Linked DNA regions of Homo sapiens: all the other regions are linked to region 2. Evidence: chromatin contacts called from ENCODE Hi-C or POLR2A ChIA-PET data. All regions are on one chromosome and are shown on one strand. Each heading gives the region's core, a stretch centred on a gene start or an enhancer-like site at or near the end of the contact. The rest is flanking DNA. Distances are from core to core; before and after follow the strand shown.

Evidence for each region. A loop is a pair of places that touch in the nucleus more often than their neighbours do. ChIA-PET counts read pairs that join two places held with the same protein, here RNA polymerase II (POLR2A). Pooled maps may share reads with other maps.
Region 1: a loop to region 2 is called in a map of K562, with 2.7 times the contacts of the local background. The contact joins the promoter of ETS2-AS1 here to the enhancer-like site in region 2. A Hi-C loop is called at or near these places in 4 of 168 maps with a recorded cell type or tissue (K562, PC-3, ascending aorta and 1 more) and 9 of 50 pooled maps. POLR2A ChIA-PET finds 5 or more read pairs at or near these places in 2 of 52 experiments (AG04450 and activated T-cell).
Region 3: a pooled map shows a loop between it and region 2 (2.7-fold over the local background). The contact joins the promoter of LINC01700 here to the enhancer-like site in region 2. A Hi-C loop is called at or near these places in 2 of 168 maps with a recorded cell type or tissue (IMR-90 and heart left ventricle), 1 of 37 single-sample maps with no recorded cell type and 13 of 50 pooled maps. POLR2A ChIA-PET finds 5 or more read pairs at or near these places in 3 of 52 experiments (H1, MCF 10A and activated T-cell).

What each region holds. Positions count from the first base shown.
Region 1 is chr21:38,937,041-38,939,740 of GRCh38, forward strand. It overlaps ETS2-AS1 (ETS2 antisense RNA 1), which reads right to left and starts at 1,389. Exons shown (of 4, transcript NR_120405.1): 1 at 770-1,389.
Region 2 is chr21:38,732,860-38,735,559 of GRCh38, forward strand. No RefSeq gene overlaps it. Among named protein-coding and RNA genes, the nearest start is that of LINC00114, 39 kb to the right of the region's middle. Within about 2 kb of position 1,257, at least 17 of the 41 ENCODE cell types and tissues checked have a DNase peak (open chromatin) inside an H3K27ac peak, as active enhancers do; they include ascending aorta, heart left ventricle and psoas muscle, where a contact is called at or near this core.
Region 3 is chr21:38,976,383-38,979,082 of GRCh38, forward strand. It overlaps LINC01700 (long intergenic non-protein coding RNA 1700), which reads right to left and starts at 1,392. Exons shown (of 3, transcript NR_109962.1): 1 at 1,329-1,392; 2 at 1,071-1,185.

The DNA of each region.
Region 1 (2,700 bases), core at 139-2,638, 200 kb after region 2:
CTCCCACCTGGACACGAGTTCCCAAGGCACGTGTGGCATCAGAGGTCCTGCCAGTCAAAGCGTCGGATCTGTGCTTCCCCCCATCAGGCTGGTGCCACAGGAGGAAGGAAAGGGCAAACACCTCTTCCTGGGAGCAGGGGTCAGGTCAGCCTGAGGCGGCAGGAATTTTAGCAAATCCAAGTTTTCTCATGTCTGGACAGCACCTTGTAGCACCCACTCTGATGGTGCCAAGGCTCAGGCCGAAGCCAGTCCCATGAGTGTGGCCAGGGCTCTGCACCCATGGCAATCTCAGGCACGAAATATGCATAGCTGTGTGTGGTCAAGGTGGCCTGCCCTGGGATGTCAGGGCTCTGCACACATGCACACACACACAGACACACACACACACTCACTCACTTAACATGATGCATCTCTTTGAATCCTCACAACAACCTTTGCTATGAATTGGTGATTCCAAACCACCCCACTGTACAGATGAGTGCACTGAGGCTCTGTGGGCTAAAGTCTCCTATCTGAACAATCAGCTCATGACGGCAGAGCTGACATTCCTCTCCCATGAAGAAACCACAGGCTTCTCACACCAACCCCAAGACAGGAACATCAAGGACACACCTCAAGTCTACGCAGGTCCCAAGACTCTCTTCCAATCGCCATGCATTTCTGTCTATTTGTCAGGGAGCTGGTCTTTACTGTCTTCATCAAAGGTAAGGAGGTAAGGGTAAGAGGTTACTGTTGCATGTAAATACATCTGGAAGAGCCTTCCACCCACCTTATTGCAAAATAGAGACTGTGGGAGGGAACAGGCCTCTGCAGTCCCCCCCTGTTGCCTTTGCTCATGTGAGCAGAGGCTCCCCTCTCTCCACGTAGACACAGGTGTTCATCAGGGCTCAGGGATACTTCAAGGAGCACAGGCAGGCTCTTGTATCCTCTTCTGGGTGCTTGGTGCAGGGCACAGCCTGTGCAACTGTACATAGCAGCCCTGCGATGAAAGAGGAGACCAGCCTTGGGTGCTGTGGGCTGGAAGCAGCTTTTGCTCTGTCTGGTTTTGCCAAATCTGGTGCCAGGCTCAGAGCAGGGAGAGAGACACAGTCAGCCTACTTCCAGCACTGGCAGCACATCTGTCCAAAGAGAAACATGTCTTTTCCTAGCACAACCAGCAGCACCAGAAGCACCTCTCCTAATCTGTCAACCGTCTCTCTGTTTTTCTCCTCTCTCTCTCTGCCTCCTCCCTTCTTCCCCCTCCATCTATCTCTGTGACTTTGTCTCTCTCCATCCCTCTCCCCTCCTCTTTCTGTCTCTGTGACTTTGCCTCTCTCTCTCTATCACTCTCTCTGTGTCAGTGTCTCCCTCTGGGTCTCTGGGTCTCTGTCCCTCCCCAGTAGGTTCTATTTAGATTTGTTGTGACAAATTGATGTCATATTCACATAGATGGCATTTTAAAACCACAGAGGTCTTCAGAGCCAGAGCTTCATTCACACTGCAGGCCAGGGACACTGTTGCCATGGTAACATGACTCTCCACTTCCTGCCTTACCCGGGCTCCCGCATTCAGCATCACCTTCATCTCCCTCAGCAACACCACAGATGATTAAATAAAGCACTTTAATTAACTCGGATTTGGTGTGGGGTCTTCATCATCGCTGCTGGGAACAAGCGTTTGTAAACCCTCGGGGCTACATGTGCCCCTCTCCGAGGCAGTCTGTGAACCCACACTGGCCACTTCTCACAATTTGGGCTATAGGAAATTTATATCCAAGTAGCACTTGATGAGATTCTAAGGTAATAGCCACAAGCCACCTCCTTCACAAGGCGTGAGCTTCCTTCGTCTGCCGAGACACATTAACTTCATGTAAATTATAATGTCTTTGAGACGAAAATGTCTTAGTCTGTTCAGGCTGCTATCACAAAATACCATAGGTGACTTATGAACAACAGAAATGTATTTTCTGCAGTTCTAGAGGCTGGAAGTCTGAGATTAAGGCGCTGGCGGAGTCAGTTCTGGTGAGGGAGGCTTCCTCTCCGATGGCCTCTGCTCACCCTAACTTCACATGGGAAGGGGTGAGGGGTCTCTCTGGGGTCTCTTTCATGGGATCACTAATCCCGGTCATGAGGGTTCTCCCCTCACCACCTAGTCATCTCCGAAAGGCTCCACCTCCTAATATCATCACCCTGGGGGTGTGGATTTCAGCATATGAATTTTATGGGGACACAGATATTCAGATCATTGCAAAAATCAATGCATTATTAGGCATGGCCAGGGAGAATCGACTGTGGATCTTTTAGATAAAGGGGCTCTGGTGCTGGGGTGACAGACCTGCCTTCCTGGTTTTCACCCTAGAAGCAGGCAGGAAGGAGAAGGAATGAAGGGAAGGGGGAAGGAATGACGCAGGCAGGGGCCTCTAAACCTGGATCCAGGAACTTAAAGGGTAAAAATTACATTTTTATTTTCGCTAGCCTTTAACTGAAATGTATCATTTCCTTTCAATAGGTACCTAGGCAACAAGCACAGTGGCGTGTTAGCATCCTTGTGACTTTGACACCAGTAAAAATCACTGGATCATCTCATTCCATGTTATGCCTGTCCACCACTTATGCCCATCACTGCTTCAAAATTCCCAGGTTATTAGTACCACCTCCGAGGCTTGTTATAGATCTGGTTATGGTATATTAATAGCACATGTGTTGCTACCTCATTCATTGT
Region 2 (2,700 bases), core at 7-2,506:
CCAGGAGACTGCTTACAGAGGTATTTGCTCGCACACATACACACACTCCTTGAGGTGTGCACACTCTTCTCAGAACCTTTCCATCCAGCGTGTTCTGGAGCCTGGGTCTGTAGCATCAGTGCTCTGCGTCGACCACTGGGGAGTGGGGAGGGGTGGGCACCCATCAAACAAGCACTTTAGGCACACTTCACCCATCCTGTCCACCATGGACAGAATGCTAGAGGAAAAAAATTTTCTCATGTTTTTTGCCTGTATCTGCTTTTGTATTTTTACATTACCAAAGCCCATCCTACTCAGCCTTTAGAATTCTAAAGAATACAATTTATGTAATGTATAGCTGAGGGTATAGGATGGCGCTCAGTTCAGTATCTTTGTGTTTCCTTTTCCCTTTCTTAAAAACAGGGCTTTGCTGTGTCACCGAGGCTGGAGGGCAGTGGCGTGATCATGGTTCACTGCAACCTCGAATTTCTGGGCTCTAGCCATCCTCCCTCCTCAGCCTCCTGAGTAGCTGGAACTACAGGTGCATGCCATCAGACTCAGTTATTTTTAAAATTATATTTGTAGAGACAGGGTCTTGCTCAGGGTGATCTCAAACTCCTGGGCTCAAGCCATCCTCCTACCTCAGTCTCCTAAAGTGCTGGAATTACAGGAGTGAGCCACCATGCCCAGCCTCAGTATATTTTTTTGTTTTGTTTTGTTTTGTTTTGTTTTGTTTTGTTTTGTTTTGAGACGCAGTCTCGCTCTGTCGCCCAGGCTGGAATGCAGTGGCACAATCTCGGCTCACTGCAACCTCCACCTCCCGGGTTCAAGCGATTATCCTGCGTCAGCCTCGCGAGTAGCTGGGATTACAGGCGCACGCCACCAAACCCGGCTAATTTTTGTATTTTTAGTAGAGACGGGGTTTCACCATGTTGGCCAGGATGGTCTCGAACTCCTGACCTCGTGATCCGCCCGCCTTGGCCTCCCAAAGTGCTGGGATTACAGGTGTGAGCCACTGTGCCGGGCCAGCCTCAGTATTTTTAAACCCAAATTATTGCCAGAGAAATTGGTATATTTATTCAGATGAAAAATACTTGCATTAGTAAGCGAAAATATCTGTCATCGTCACTTTACAGAAAATGGAAAAGGATGAGGATTGCACAAAAACTAGAAATTCCATCCCGGGTGTTTTTCCTCCTCAGCAACGGGCACAGGTCGTTCCAGTTTTGGCCAGGCGGTGGCGCTCGAGGCAAACGGTGTCATGAAACGGTCACTGGATGCACTGACCCTGAAGATGCTCTCAAAGCACGAGTCCGTTCATCAGAGAGTGGACTTGACACCCATCAGAAACATTCCCGGAGTGCGTTGGTGTGAAGGTGCGAGGAGAGTCGGGGAAGCATCCCGAAGCCCTGCTAGGCGAATGGGTACTGCTGAGATTACAGGGTCAGCACAAAGCAGAATACAGGACCCGAAAATAACAGCTGCACCGGAAGAATACTTGACCACTGTTTAAGAAGGAATTTGACGAAGAGCAGTCACCGAGTGCAGCCCTGGGCCGGCTAAAGGAAAAGAAAAAAAATCACTCAACTGCCGCTCGGCGGCGGGAATGCCAGGCGGGTCAGAGAAGGGAAACAGGGTGCTTTGCAGCCGCGGTGCAGGCGCAGGGCAACCCCCTGCCCAGCACTGAAGTCTAGAGCAGGCTCTGCGGGTAAATAGGAGAAAATCCTAGTGAGCCTTATTGTGATTCAACATTTAGAATTTTCCCCCAGTTCTGACCTTGAGATTTAATAAAAGGCGTTTTCAAGTTACACTGGTTCTCTTTTCATATGGAAATGAATTTGGGGTGATTGTTTTCACTGGTGTCTTATTACTTTACGAAATTATGAGCACCCCTTTGCAAGGAAAAATACCTTCTGTCCTTTGGATTGCTGGTTAAATACGGGTAATTTTCATTCCTATTTAAATCAACTTGAAAAAACAAAAGGAGGCCACGTAGGCAAAAGTTCGTTTTGAGGAAGGAAGTTCTCCTAAAAGCTAGGGTAAGTAGATTTTGCTTCAATCTGCATATTTTTCAAGGAAAGACTTTTAAAACGAAATGTTTCTAAAACCTGAAATTTTAAAGGCAAATACATAGTCTTTTTAATAAAGCAAAGCATATTCTGCATTCCCACCTTTTACGAGAATAAAATAAAATATCTAGAGACAAATACATTTGGATTTGTGAAAGGAAAATAAATATTGGGACCACAAAATCACTAAGCTAAAGAGAAAAGTCAAGCTGGAAACTGCTTAGGTCAAACCTGCCTCCCATCCCTCTGCTTGCTAAGATGAATGCATATCTGCTTGCCTCATTTTAAAAAGTTAATCAGAAACTCAAAAGAGGCAATCATTTGTCTCTTTTTTTTTTTTAGATGGAGTTTCACTCTTGTTGCCCAGGCTGGGGTGCAGGGGCGCTATCTCGGCTCACTGCAACCTCCACCTTCCACTTTCAAGCCATTCTCCTGCCTCAGCCTCCTGAGTAGCTGGGATTACAGGTGCACACCACCACACCTGGCTAATTTTTGTATTTTTAGTAGAGATGGGATTTCACCATGTTGGCCAGGCTGGTCTCGAACTCCTGACCTCGTGATCCTCCTGCCTCAGCCTCCCAAAGTGCTGGGATTACAGGCATTAGCCACCACACCTGCTCATTTGTCTCTTAACTACCTGTGACATGGAAGC
Region 3 (2,700 bases), core at 142-2,641, 240 kb after region 2:
CTGCCTTGTGCACTGGGAGCATTTGGAAAATGGAAGCTTTTAGGAACATTGCTGTGCTGTCTCTATCCTTGGTAATGTGGGCAATTCACAATGTGAAGGGTAATTTTTGCTTCTCTCACTGTATCACCGTGTCAGCAGCCCAGTTTAAGCCAGCACAGTAGACCATAGACTCCCTACACTCTACTCCCAGCCCTGCAGTCTAAGACAGCATCTTGCGGGGATGAGTCTAAGGCAACTGCAGGGGCACAGATAAGTCCTTTTATTGGGCATTTTCCCCAGCTCAGGGTCAGACACGGATGCTCTTGGGTAACAAAGGAGTCCAGTGAAATCCCCTCCCAAGAGTAAAGCAGGAGAATTGCCGTGGCAACCCCAACCTGAAAACAACGTAGGCATGCCAATGGTGCAGTGGGGGTTCAAGGGCGTGATTGGGAAAGTGTTATGGAAGTGTCTCAGCTAGACTTTGATGAACGCATGGGATTCGTGCAGGTAGAGATGGCTGGAAGTGCTCTCCGGGTAAAGGAACCAGCGCAAAGAAGAGCTCAGAGATGGGTTGTGGTGGGTCTGAGTTAGGGTGGCCATGAGACTTCATCAGACCGGTTGGTGCTGCTCCCACACTTGGGGGAGGGGAAGCATGTTGTCAGCCCTACCCACCCCCACACTGCCTCCCCAGCAGATTGGGGCTGCCAGGGAGCTGGGATGGGCCCTTTCCTCATCCGTGCAGGGTGTTTCATTCCACAGGATGTGGCCGACCTGAACCAAGGCCACGGCTTCGGCTCTACAATTAAGAAACCACCACAGTTCTGACTCTGCGAACAACAGAGGTGTTTATCCTGAGAGTTATCCAAGTTAAACTGGAGGACGCCTGTATGCTAGAAGGTTCTATGGAGGCACTGAAGAGGGGTGAAGCCACCATGATGTAAATTAAAGGTGACATCCTAGTCATGTGGTCTTTCTGATGGACAGCACGAGAGCCAGGTCTGGATTGGTTTAAAAAAGTGGAGTTGGTTTCAAGGGCCACAAAGACAGCCTTCATAACTTTAAGACTCATTCCATATGGGTTTAATACTTACAGTTCCTGAGAGCTAGGTGCTTTGCTTAGGCACGGAACGCATTGCCTTGCCATCCGAAGCCATGCATTCAAGACCATGAACTGTGAGTCAAATTAAATGTTGAGTGTTCCTTTTTCTGCAAGAAAATGGATGCCTCAGTTGAAAAGACAGATAAGAAGTGCAGAAAAAGAAAGCAAAGCAATCAGCGTTTCAAGATAACGATCCCACTCCATGGAATGTGGGCTCCAGGAGGCAGGCATGGGGTCCAGTCTCATTTACCTTTTTGTCACCTGTGTCTGGTAATTGGAAGTGCTCCATAAACAGTGGTTCAAGGAATGAAGTAAGAGAAACTCCTCTCCAGCTAATGAAAGTGAATGTTTCTATGGGGATGTGGCAGTTATGAGTGGCAGGGGCACTTGCTTTGTATTTAGGCTTCTGCATTCCCTTTAGCCCTTAAAAGAACATTCTCTAGGTAGAACATTTATCAGGACAGGCCCTGTTTTGAGAAAAATTGAAATATTGGCACTTTGTATCAAAAGCACAGGAGCGAGAACATGCGGTGTTTGGTTTTCTGTACTTGCGATAGTTTGCTCAGAATAATGGCTTCCAGCTTCATCCATGTCCCTACAAAGGACATGAACTCAACCTTTTTTATCGCTGCACAGTATTCCATGGTATATATGTGCCACATTTTCTTAATCCAATCTATCATTGATGGACATTTGGGTTGGTTCTATTTTTATATTTTATTTAGAATAATGTATATCTATATTCGTAAATGAGATTTAAAAAAAAAAAGCACAGGAGAGCTACCGTGCCCTCTGGGACAGTTTCACATGGAGGAATTTTGCTTACCTGACCGTCAGCAGGGTTCCCCAACCTGGAGTTCACTTGGAGGTGCTCATTAGAATGCAGGTTCCTAGGCCTACCAAACCAGATTCCCTGGGACAGGGCCAAAAATCTGCATTTTAAAAAATAATTTCAACTTCTATTTTAGATGCAGGGGGTACACATTCAGGTTTGCTACACAGATATATTGCATGACACTGAGATTTAGGATAGGAATGATCCTGTCACCCAGATAGTGGGCATAGCATCCAACAGTTAGTTTTTCAACCGTTGTCCCCCTCCCTTCCTCTCTCCCTTTGGAGTCCCCAGTTTCTATTGCTGCCATTTTTAGGTCCATGAACACCCACTGTTTAGCTCCCACTTATAAGTGAGAACATGAGGCATTTGGTTTTCTGTTCCTGCATTTCATTCCCTTAGGATAATGGCCTCCAGCTACATCCATGTTGCTGCAAAGGACATGACTTTGTTCTTTTTTAATTGCTGTGTCATATTCCATGATGTGCATGTACCACATTTTCTTTATCCAGTCCACCATGGGCAGGCACCTAGGTTGAGTCCCTGCCTTTGCTATTGTGAATAGTGCTGTGATGAACATATGGGTGTGTGTCTTTTTGGTAGAATAATTTTATTTTGGGTACATACCCAGTCATGGGATTGCTAGGTCAAATGGTAACTCTGTCTTACGTTCTTTTTAAAAATTTTTTTTATTTTTAATTTTTGTGGGTACATAGTAGGTGTATATATTTATGGGGTACATGAGATATTTTGGTACCAGCACACAATGAGCAATAATCACATCATG